Regions from separate parts of the Mus musculus genome. Here regions 2 and 3 are each linked to region 1. A link is a loop called in an ENCODE intact Hi-C map of the cell type or tissue named here. Cell type or tissue: left cerebral cortex. All regions are shown on one strand. Links, peaks and the distances in the headings refer to the core of each region. The heading gives the core; the rest is flanking DNA.

Region 1 (4,095 bases), core at 892-3,391:
CTTGCAGAGGAGCTGAGATGGTGGCTCCCAACCATCTGTAACTCGAGTCCCAGGACATCTTCCCTCTTCTAGCCTCCATGGGCACCAGGAAGCATTTGCTGCACAGACAAAAGACTCATATGCATAAATAATATATTTTTTTAAAGAAATGGGGTTAAGATCTGTACAAAGTCTCATGTCTGTAGTTCCAGTACTCAGGAGGATGAAGGAGGGTTACCATGGCTAGGCTACATAGTTCTAGGCTATTCTGAGCTACAATGTGAAACCATGTCTAAAAAAGAATGGAATTATTCCTAAGAAAAGGAGAAATAATTCCATTGGTTGAGAAGAATACAGTACTAGAATTTGGGATCCCAGCAAAGTTGGTTTGATAGCAACATACCTAATACAGTTAGGAGGATCAAAAAAAAAAAAAAATGTAGAGAAGTAGGAGTCATCTTAAAGATCAGTAGCTGTGCTGGCTGGTTTTGTGCAAACCTGACACCAGAAAGAGTCATTTTGGAAGAGGGAATTTCCATTGAGGAAAAACACCCCAGCAGTCTGACCTGTGTGTGCGCAAGTTTATGGGGCATTTTCTTGGCTGATGGTTGATGTGGAAGGGCCTGGCTCACTGTAAGCAGTTGTATTAAAAAGCGAGGAGGGACAAGCCAGAAAGCACAGTTCCTGCTTCCCTAGGTAATGAGCTGTAGGCTATCAGATGAAACAAACCCTCTCTTACCCAAGTTACTTTTGGTCATGGATTTTTATCACAGCAATTGAAACGCCAAGACTGAAGTAAACCAAGTGAACGGAAGTTTCTTCTATAGAGCAGCATACTTACCACACTGAGACAAGACTTAATGTAATCCTTGGGTGTTCTCTGTGCTTCAGAATTTCCTCATCAATAAAAACTGGATTCGTAAAAAATAACCTGTCCGGAAGAGGTGTGGTACCAAGAAAACACATACAACGCTTGGCACAGTCCCAACTCAATGATCCTTTCACTGTCTTAAAGTCATGGGTTACCATAGCGATTTGGTCCCTCCCATTCCCTTCATCCATTGTCAAGCCAGACCTGCCAATATATTTAAATTGTATTCGGGAGAGAGCCGAATCCACAGCCTTCAACTACCCGGTTACCTTCTGGTTACTTTTAGCTCTTAGGGCGTAGGATTTTTTTTTCTTTTCAATTTAAATATTTATTTGTTTGTATATGGGAATCGGGGAGGACACCAGGAGCATGTGTGGAGGTCTGGTGTCAAAGGACAACTTTTGGCTGTTCATTCTCTCCTTCCACCAAGTGAGGACCCGGGGATCGAACTCAACATCTTAGACTTAGATTAGGATTGTTTTAGAAATGGGAAGGAAAGAGCAGCGGGTGAGGGTGGGAGCTTGCCATCTATTCGCACCAAAAAGAAGGCGCCCACACAGCTAGGGACAAATGACAGGGAGCAGCCCTCAGGGATTTCAGTTAGGTCCCTCCCCGCAACTCTCATTCTCTCCTCCAAGAGTTCTCTTCCGAAAGCTTCCTGAGAGGGTAAGTTTATGGTGTGGTGGCTCAGGTTATCCTGAAGGCCAAGCCCTTTCTGCGACAAAGCGGGATGTCACAGGCGTGCAGCAGCCTGGATGAGGGGGTCCGGGTCTAGTACCGCCGAAACGTAGGCACTTTGGACCAGGGATGGACTAGGGCTCTCAGGAAAAGGCTGCTATGTGGGACAGGAACAGCACTGAAAAGAGCATGCAGCACGGAGCTAAGCCGCCTTGCGCTCAGGGTTCAGAATTCGAATCGTGGAGCTGGACGTGGAGTCTACTAGTCCCAGGCTACCAGCAACTGAGCAGTAAAAATGCCGGGGGTCCATGGGGAAAATATTCCTTGAAAGAGCCCCCGCCTCTGGATGGCTGATTAGCCAATCGCATCTCGGGGCGGGGCCTCGGAGAGTAGTTACAGCCAATCGGAGTTCAGGGGGCGGGGCCTGGTCCCGGGCGCGCGCTGTGGCGGGGTCGCCCTGGGCAGAGATCTTGGAGCTACGGTAGGGAGCCGCTGAGGCGAACCGCTGAAGGGAACCTTCCCAGCATGGACGACCCCGCGGCACCGGGGCCCGCCGGCTCTCCTGCTAATGACAACGGCAACGGGAACGGCAATGGGAACGGGAACGGCAACGGCGGCAAAGGGAAGCCGGCCGTGCCCAAGGGCAGGGAAACGTTCCGCAACCAGCGGCGGGAGTCGGAGGTGAGGAACCCGGAGGTATCCGCCAGCGGGAAGCGGCGGCTGAGGTGGAGCGGCCCTCAGCCCGGTCCCTTCCCGCTGCGGGTCGCCCGCTTTCTTGCCTTGGCCTGCGGTTTTCCTAACCGGCGCGAAGAGCGTAACAGATACTTTCCAGATACTTGACAGCTGCCGCCCGGTGAAGCCGGAATTTGGATCCCGGTGTACCGATGGGGAACCAGCGCATAGAGGTGCAGGGACTGGACGGAGGGGCGGGAGCCCGAGCTCTGCCGCGGGAGGGGAGGGTGGGCTGGCGGGCAGCACGCCCTCCCTCTTCACACTGCAGCAACTGGCACTGGACTGGACCAGACCAGCCTGGAGCACCAGCCTTCCCCTTGCTATATCTCCTGCCCTCGGGTGATGGCGGTGGCTTAGGGAGCGCCTTCCGCGAACAGCTCGCCCCTTTTCTAGGAGGGTTGAAAGACAGGATTCAAGCTGGGATAGGACCAGGGCGACGTTTGAGAGTAGCAGTCCCAGGATGCAGCTAATGGGATGGCTATTTAAATATCTTCCACCTTTTCTTAGGAAAAAAACAAAACCAAAACCAAAAAAAACTAACTTGGGACATGGAAAGGAATGAATTATTATTATTCCCCTACATTTTATCTAGCCATATTCCATCTATCAACCAAGAGCAAAACTGCATACAAGCAGGGACTCAGGGGGAACGAAATGTATGTGGAAGGGGATGTGAAGGTCATCTGGTTTAGCCTTTATTTGATTCGATTTCATCTGGATTTAATTATTTGAGACAGCCCATGGCAACGTCTATTGACAACTTGCCCTGGCTGGGCTTGAACTCACTGTGTAACTGAGGAGAGCTTTGATCCTCCTGCCTCTGTTTTTCAGGTGTTAGGATTACAAAATATGCTACCACAGTGAGCCTAACCTTTCATTTTACTACGTAGAAGCCACGGAGTTGGGGGGATGTGGCTCAGTGATGGAGTGCTTGTGTAGCTTACACAAGACTCTAAATTGATCCCCAGCAGCAGAAAAGGGGTCTGGTCATCTAGAGACAAAAGGTAAAAGAGATAAAACCAACTCTCCTGAGATCAGACACTTGGCTGACAGTGAATGGCCAAAACCACCAAGTTTCAGTGTCTGTCTGGCCAATTGTCTGTCTGTCTGTTTCAGTACCTCCATTTATTATCTGTGTGGCTTTAGGCAAATTAACTAACCTAGTTTCTTTTGTAAAACAGTTACCACTGAATAACTCAGAAGGTTGAGATAATCGAACACAAAGCCTTTTAAACAGTTCATATAATTAATTGGTCAGTACTTATAACTGTCATCATTCTCGTTAAGGGGCAGAGGGAGTCCTAGTCTGTGGTGATTCATTTAAATAGTATTTCACAGTTTCCAAAGTGATCAATCTGTCTATTTGGTTATTTGTTGTACAGAGACCAACACTAGCATATACACTGCCATTAAGCTCTCACCCCCGTCTCCTAGTTCCTAAAAGGTAAATGGAGCAGGGGAAACTGCCCCCAAAGTCACCATCTTGTACAGACAGGGTTTCTTTGTAGGGATTTTCTTTTAAAAGTGCCTTATACCTCCTTCCTCAAGAGAGACATTGGTGTGTTTTTCGATGAAGGAAAAGTTTAATCTTGGCTCATGGTTTCAGAGGACTATTGTGGTGGTGAGGCCATGTTGGAGGACAGCTCAAAACGGAGGAAGTGAAACATTGTTCTTGATCAAATATTTTGAGGGGCTAGCAATGAAGTTACAAGATGTTAATGATATATCAGTGAATAAGGCAGAAGGGTCTTTGCCCTTCTAGAGCAAGCATTCCAGGAAAGGTGGGGAGACACAATATGCAAATAAATGACCCCAGAGTGATAGGCTGGGTCTTC
Region 2 (4,095 bases), core at 618-3,117, 160 kb after region 1:
TTGGCGACCCATGTTTATTTCCCTTTCTATCTTTTTCTTGAAGCAGGGTCTTACTATGTAGCTCTAGCTGGTTGGAACTCATAGAGATCTACATGCCTTTGCCTCCTGAGGGCTGGTATTAAAGGCCTGTGCTACGCACTGTACTTGACAAAAAATACATCTTCCTAATTCTTTTTATCATTGTCACCTATTTCATTGGGGGTTCTGTGCCAGATACTGGCTGTAAGCGGTGCTGCAGTACTGAGAGTAGAAGAGTGCTTCCCCTCTGACAGGTGGGTGAGCATTAGCCACATTTTTGTGTAGTAAGTTGCTTAAAGAATCTGGTGTGAAAGATTGAACACAGAGGGCTGTGTTGGCTTTGGTTACAAACTCCCTCAGTGTCTGCTGTCTGGGTGTTCATTGTCACCTCTGTCCCATGCCATGTGCTTTCTCAAGCTGTAGCACTTTTCTGTCATTCTGGAGCCTAAAGACTGTGTCCTTCACACTGCCTGACAGCCCTGTCCTCACGGCGTTGCTTTACTTAGCCCTTGACGGTTCTTGCTAGAATGCGACTGTTCCTTTTTAAAAAATGGCACTGCCTACTTTCTTATTGACTCAGCCTTTCAGTAGGTACTTTAATAAAAGTTGTTATAGGGCCTAGAGAAATGAAACAGTTTAGCAGTAGGAGAATTCCAGAGGACTAGATTTTGGTTTCCGGTACCCACAACAGATGCCTCACTTGGAACTGTAGTTTCAGGGGTTGGTTCTGACACCACCCCTGTGACCTCTGTGGGCACCAGCATACACATGCATATTCATGTGTACACATACACATGATTTTAAAACTATTATAATCTAGAGGTTTAAGCCTTTGTGTGGTATGTAAGATCTTTATAGGAAATAAAGGCTTTTGATTTTGTATCCTTACCCCCGTCCCCAGGCATCTCCCTTCCTGGGGCATCAAGTCTACAGAATTAGGTCATCCTCTCTCACTGAGGCCAGACATATGTGCTGGGGGACCCTGGACCAGCCCATGAGACAATGATATAGTGGTCTATAATTAGAAGCAAGTCGGGCTGGTGAGATGGCTCAGTGGGTAAGAGCACCCGACTGCTCTTCCGAAGGTCCGGAGTTCAGGTCCCAGCAACCACATGGTGGCTCACAACCATCCGTAACGAGATCTGACTCCCTCTTCTGGAGTGTCTGAAGACAGCTACAGTGTACTTACATATAATAATAAATAAAAAATCTTTAAAAAAAAAAAAGAAGCAAGTCCTTTCAAAATAAAAATAGAATGTAGACTGCCCCATTCATTATAGAAGCTAAAAACCACATTAACATAAACATTATTAAAGTTAAATTGACTTGAAACCTTTAATCCTTAAGTCACAATAGTCACATTTCAATATGGTCAATGGCTTCAGGTATGTAGTGGCTGTTAACCTTGTACATGACAGGTCAAAAATGTCACTGCTGAAAGTTCTGTTAGTTGGCAAAGTCTAGAGCCTACAAAAGAGTAGGCATGTCTTTAAAGCATTTGGTGAAGTGGATTAGCCTAACTGGTCGTTATTTAAAGATTTAAATGTGTTTATTTACTTTCTGTGTAGAAATGGTTTTGCCTGCACATATGAATGTGTGCTATGTGCGTGCCTATTGGATCCCCTGAAACTGGGGTGAGCTACTAGGAATCTAACCTGAGTCCTCTGCACGGCACCAAATGCTCTTCACCAGTGAGCCATCTCTCTAGCCCTAACTATTCTTTTCTGTGGAGGTGTGTTCTAGTTGAACATTTTAAGGACTTGGCCTTCCCTGTGTATTCTCCACACTTCACTTTTTCCTTTGGTTGTGGCACCATCTAGTGCTTACACTTTGAAGCAATGCAGTCTTGGAATGTTCTGATTTTCATTTGGTTACAGTCAAAGAGCCCTAAAACAATTTTGCAAGTCTCTTTCCTTCCTTCCCACCATCCCCACCCCCACTTCTTCCTCTCGTGCTTTCCCTCCCTGTCTGTATATTTTACCATTCTCCAAAGGACCCAAGATTTAAAAACAGCAACTGAAGACTTGCTTTTTGATATAGGTCTCTGTATGTGTGGTCAAAACTCTTAAAGTGATCTGTAAGCATTATTTCTTCTTTAAAAGGAAAGAAGTATAGTATAACTTGAGGCAGCTTTATACCTGCAGTTATGTGTGAACTTGTGAATCATTGCATGCACACCCCATTGGTGAGTATGAGCAACTCATTTGGGCTTCACGACAATTCTATCTGTTCTCCACCTATATATGATGAAACTAGAGCAAAGACACCAAATGAAACTTGTGTAATATGTTAGTAAGTGCCAGAGCCACTACTGTGGCTTCAGAGTGTACTCATAGCCACCATATTGGAGCAGTGAGGCTCTGTGTTGAAGTGGCTATGAGGTGGATAGAGAGAAGACTGTCCAGATCTTGGGGCCCGTGTCTAAGAAGCAGTAGTCGTAGTCATTGTCGTTGTTGTTGTCCTAGTAGTACCAGCACTAGTAATAATAGAACTATGAGTACTGACCACCCAGGAGAATGTGGTCACTACCTGTCAGTGATTTTCAGTATAGGATAGGTAGGCATGGCAGCCCTCACCCCATGGTTTTGTTTCTTATGGTTTCAGTTACCCCTGGTCTAAAGCACTAAAGGGAAAATTACAGGAGTAAGTGATCTGCATGGAACTTGTGACTTACATAATGACCTGAGCAGAGTGAATGTTGACTGCAGCCCTCCTTGCCATCTCCCCAGATGCACCAGTCATCCTTTGCCTGCGTGCTGTGTAGGCTGACTTCTTATTGGTCACTTGCTAACCTTAAATCCCACACTTACTCCTGTAATTTTCCCTTTAGTACTTTATACCACACTGACTCCCTGTGAGTAAGTTCCACTATTCCATTCCTGTCTGCTCCTTTTCTAATAATTATATGGTAATATTAATCCATCTCATCTGCAGCTTTCTTCATCTTGAAGGTTGGGCTGCATTGCTCCTGCCTACTTTCTCGCCTCTCCCCCTCGCTTGCTGCTTTGTCAGCTCTGTATTCACCTCTATGTTCTGTTTGGTAGCATTAGGGTTTGGGTGCTATGGTGCTGATTGGTTTTGTTTGCTTTGGTTTGGTTTTGATTTTTTGACACAGTTTCTCTGTAACCCTGGCTGTCCTGGAACTCACTCTGTAAACCAGGTTGGCCTCAAATGCACAGATCTGCCTGCCTTTCTTTGCCTCTCTAGTCCTGGAACTAAAAGCATGTGCCACTGCCACCTGACTTCATTAGTTCTTCTAATTATAAAAATTATATTTATATTTTTTATGTGTGCACATGCCATGGTGTAAATATCAGAAGACAACTTGCAGGAGCCCTCTGAATTCAGGTTGTCAGGCTTGGTGGCAAATACCTTTTACCCACCGAGCATCTTATCTATCTATCTATCTATCTATCTATCTATCTATCTATCTATCTATCTATGATTGTATAATTTAGGTCTGGAAGATTTCATTGACTTTTGAGCATGAGTTCTAACTTAGTGAAGAATTTTAGGTTCCAGATGTATCTAGGAGTGTAACTTGAGCCTCTTTTCCCTGTGGGCACCGCTTGGACTGATTTTTAGACCATTCTTGCTGATTACCCTTTTTCTTTTGAAATGATAATGCTATTGATTAGACTAATGCTCTCTTTTATACTTTGTTATGCTTTGATTAGATTTCCTGGCCTGATCTTCTTTCTCCTTGATTTTTAAATACTCTTCACTTAATCTCATCCATTATGTGTGGATTAGACTGAATTTAAGCCCCTTGATGGGCTCCTCCAAATTCCAGCAGCTCCCTAGGTACTTCATAGAGGTCATGTCAGCAGGGTGCTGGAAACTAAGACAGTCCTGCTGTGTTCTCTGCCACTGCTCCCTGGTTCTGCAGGGGAAAAGCAGACACTCGCAACCTCTTACAGTTTGGTAATAGAGAGTTTCTTTCATTCATTCATTCACTCATTCATATTTTTGAGGTAATGTCTCATTTTATATACACCAGTGATTCTCAACCTTCCTAATGCTTCAACCCTTAGTAGAGTTCCTTATGTTGTGATTCTCAATCATAAAATGCTACTT
Region 3 (4,095 bases), core at 618-3,117, 64 kb before region 1:
GGTGGTAAAGGTACTAAACACATTTTGCTTGAGTAGAGGCCTGAGGTAGGAAAGGGCGTGGCTAATGAGGTGTCATTAAGGCCTCAGTATATGTTCTCTTCCCAAAGCCTCTATCAAACTGGGAGATGGCAGTTTTATTTCATTTTTAGATTGGAAAGCTGGTGGGATAGTGAGGGTAAGTCGTGGCAGCATCTCACTCAAGATTGTCTGATTACAAAACCAGCCTGCTCATGGCTGCCACCCATGTGGTCTTCACCACAGGAGATAGCAGGTAATACAACTCACAGGCTCTAGGCCGCTAGCTAGTCAGTTATTGATGTTCTGCCTTCCCTGGCATCTTCCAGCTACTCTTCCTAGGTATTACAATCCTTCCCTGTGTTCCATACCCAAAGGATTCATTCTTTTAAACTGTGAAGCCTAAGTGGGGGAAGCCTGTAATCATAATTATAGTATGATTATTAGCGTCAAAGAAATGAAGCTTGCATCAGAGATTAGCATAGTGCTGGGCTGGCAAGGCAGCTCACCAGCTGACCTCTGACCTCCACACACGGACTTTGGCAAATACTCCCCTACACACATCTTTTACACACATAGCAATAATGAATGTTTTTCCTTCAGGTGGGATCTCACTATGTAGCCCCAGCTGGCTTGGAACTCACTCTGTAAGTAGACCAAGCTGGCCTCACACTCAGAGATCTGCCTGCCTCTGCTTCCCGAGTGCTAGGATGATAAGCATGTGTCACCATGACTAGCATTAATTTCTTACGAGTCCCTGGTGTTTCAGGTCTATGTTATTGGGCTTCCTATGGCAGGGACTGAACCTACATACAGCCTTGCACACAGTGGACAACTGCTTTATTCCTTGGCATCTCTCAGCCCTTTTGTGGTACTCTTGTTTTCTTGAATCTGGCCTCATACTCACTATGTTACTGAGAATAAATAACCTTCAACTCCTGATCGTCTTGCCTTCATCTCCTAACACTGGGATTGTAGGAATGTACCACTAGGTCTAACATCTCTCTGGTCTCCTCCTCCTCCTTCTTCTTCCTCCTCTTCCTTTTCTTTCTTTCTTTTTTTTTTTTTAAGATTTATTTATTATATGTAAGTACACTGTAGCTGTCTTTAGACAACCCAAAAGAGGGCATCAGATCTCTTCATAGGTGGTTGTGAGCCACCATGTGGTTGCTGGGATTTGAACTCAGGACCTTCGGAAGAGCAGTTGGTGCTCTTAACTCTGAGCCATCTCTCTAGCCCTTCTCTTATTTTTCAAGACAGGCTCTCACTGTGTAGACCAAGGTGGTCTGGAAGTCATAGAGATCTGTCTGCCTTTGTTTCCATGCCCTATGTTCCCAGCCTCTTACTGGATAGATAACATCCTCTCGAACTAAGCAGATAGATCTGCTTTGTGTATATAGATAGATAGATAGATAGATAGATAGATAGATAGATATAGATATAGATATGTATATCAATCACATTTTTTCAAGTTACGTTTTCTTTACAAATTTCAGAAATGTGCAGAAAAGAGGAAGCTTATATGGGGGAACATAATGCAGAAACAACTGGGATCCTTTCTAATCAGATGGTTTACATAGGAAAGGATACTGTGTTGGCATCCTGTTTCATCCTGACCCCAGACCCATGAGGGAAAATCAGCATTGGACTTTCTCGGCACTTGTCTGAGACCCCTGGGTCTCCTGTATGCCCTCACTGGGACCGGGATTTGGGGAGGTGGGGGTGTGTGGGAAGGGCTGGCGAGCAGTTCTGTCTAGCCTCTGTGAAACATTCCAGTCAGCATTGTGCTGTTTCTATAACAAAGGCCCCTTAGACCTTCTTGTGCCATCCCTCAGGGAGCCAGCAGAGGGAGCTGTGGTCCCAGAACTTTTTTCAGCATTACAAGTTTTAGCTTTGGGAAGAAAAAAACCAAACATCTTTCCTGACTTCATCTGAACTCCGATGCAATAAGAATTTAACTTGAGATAGGTGGTGGTGCCAGCCCCCTGGTGGGAGCAGACCAGGAGCTTCTCTAGCTGCTTGAACTTGAAAGCCATAAAGAACTCCGATTTCAAGGAAACGCCTGTTTACTGTACTGATCCAAATCAGCAGCTCTCAAGAAAGGGGAGTGCCTTCTTGACCTCGATCTTTATTGATCTTGGTATCAGCACTTGCAGTGACGTGTCCTGAGGGGGCGGGAGAAAGTTAACTAGGGCCTTATACTCAGAAGAAAGCCAGCCTGTTGCTGAAGGAAGTCTGCACAGAGGCGATGGTCTAGAGTGCCCTATAGGCACTGCAGTGCAGAGCTTTGCATCCGCTCTGATTCCGAGTAGTAGGCAGAGGTTTTGAGGCTGGCTGGTAAGAGATTCGCCAGGTGGTTGGCTCAGAATCTTGATCTGAACAGGAAGCTTCTGTGAAAAGAGATAAGAGCTTCTTTTAACCCCTGACCCCCGAGTCACTGGGCCTGTGGTGTTCTCTGTGGTCTTCAGGTAACCCTGGCCTTTGCAGACCAGCTTTCCATTTTGCTTCAGGACATCCCTTAGCCAAGCCTGCACTATGGAGAAGTGGGACGGTAATGAGGGCACCTCCGCTTTCCACATGCCTGAGTGGATGGTGAGTTCTGCTGCTTTCTCCTTCTGCTGCTTCTGACAGGACAAGGACCACTGCTGGGATCTAGGCTGGGCAAACAGCCACTATCTTCTGATTACCTCCTGTGCACTGGGTCTCTCCTGTGTGGTAATTGCCAGAGAGTCTAGGGAAGGGGAGGTAAAAGCAGGTAGGCCGGAGCAGCGGACTGCCCGGTGGTGGGTGCTGACCTACTATGCTGATTGATGTACTGAGCAGATGGATTGTTCTTTGATTGTTTTGTATTCTCTTTAAAGTTAATGTTAAGTTGTGCTTCGTGGGTATAAAATAAAAAAGAATATGGGTAAAGGAAGACACAAAACTAGAACTTATAAAATGTTACATTCTCCAGTATCTAGAAAATCTAACCATTTCTCCCTTCCCTGTCTTTTTTAGTCAGCTCCTTGTAGCAAGTGTATTGCTACAAGGCAAGAGTTTTACTTCTCTTCATACAGTGTTCCCAGATACCATATTTGCCTGATAAATAGTTTTAGTAAAATAATTTTAAGTTGATATTTGTTAATAAGAACTAGCACATAAAACCAACCTTGTGAAGCATGGTGGCACAGGCCTGTCATCCCAGCACTTGCAGGGTAGCAGCGGAAACTCAGGAGTTCAAGCCCAGCCTTAGCGACATAGTGAGTTTGAAGCCAGCCTGGACTCTAGCTGGTCCTATCTCAAAAACAAAGAGTGGCAAGTCGGCTGTTGATTTAAAAACTCTCTTAATTACATTTTGTTATGAGGGGAGGTGTTCACTGTCACAACACACATTTGTAAGTCAGAGGACAACTTGCAGGAGTCAGTTCTCCCTTCTGGGAAATATATCTAGTTCGGCTGCAGGGGTTTCTGTTCGATGATCTATCACCAGTCCCTTAACTGTTGATTTGAAAAAACTCCTTAGTGTCCTGACTGGTTTCTTATAACTCCTTGGACTTCTTGGACCCTGTCTATGTATTTCCCTATTATAAACTTGTTAAACTTTTATAATGCATTCTAAATTCTCTTTAGTTTATAGAGTTAGGGACTTAAAGAGATAACTATTAAAATAATAAGATTAAGTATATAGCAGATGTAACAAAGGCACAGTAGAAAATTCTACCTGTATATTGTGATTGTGAGGCTAGCCTGGGCTCTAGCTGGTCCTATCTCAGAACAAATGGTGACAATTTGTCATTTAAAAAAGAGATTTGCTTCTTTCACATCTGTGTGTGTGCCTGCTTGTCTGTATGCTCACCTCAGGTTTGCAGGTGCCAGCTGATTCCAGGAAAGGATGACAGATCCCCAGGACCTAGAGGTATAGGCTGTTGCGAGCTATCTTATGTGAATGCTGGAAATTGAACCCAGGGCCTCTGAGAGAGCAGCAGGTATTCTTAACCACTGAGCCATTTCTCCAGCCTATGTATGTCATTTTTATAGATGCTATTGGTATTGTTTTTAGTAATTTTTAGTATTGCGCTCATTTAAAAGATATCTGAT

What was found. Peaks named below come from ENCODE experiments on the same cell type or tissue, not always from the same donor. Only the 100,000 strongest peaks of a DNase experiment are listed, where the experiment ranks them.
Region 2: it touches region 1 in a loop (2.9-fold over the local background); 7 of 42 quality-filtered maps call a loop at or near these places.
Region 3: a loop joins it to region 1, with 2.2 times the contacts of the local background. A loop is called at or near these places in 5 of 42 quality-filtered maps.

Annotation. Positions count from the first base shown.
Region 1 is chr6:29,915,022-29,919,116 of GRCm38, forward strand. It overlaps Strip2 (striatin interacting protein 2), which reads left to right and starts at 1,992. Exons shown (of 21, transcript NM_177204.3): 1 at 1,992-2,209. The coding sequence starts at 2,054. In left cerebral cortex, for the core only: no CTCF peak of the experiment used is centred there; DNase peaks (open chromatin) are centred at 1,943 and 2,566; H3K4me3 peaks cover 1,518 bases.
Region 2 is chr6:30,079,715-30,083,809 of GRCm38, forward strand. All of the region lies in intron 1 of Nrf1 (nuclear respiratory factor 1), which reads left to right. Among named protein-coding and RNA genes, the nearest start is that of Nrf1, 34 kb to the left of the region's middle. In left cerebral cortex, for the core only: a CTCF peak has its summit at 1,841 (motif pointing left); a DNase peak (open chromatin) is centred at 1,807.
Region 3 is chr6:29,851,533-29,855,627 of GRCm38, forward strand. The region is part of intron 1 of Ahcyl2 (S-adenosylhomocysteine hydrolase-like 2); the gene reads left to right. Among named protein-coding and RNA genes, the nearest start is that of Strip2, 63 kb to the right of the region's middle. In left cerebral cortex, for the core only: a CTCF peak has its summit at 1,860 (motif pointing right); a DNase peak (open chromatin) is centred at 1,864.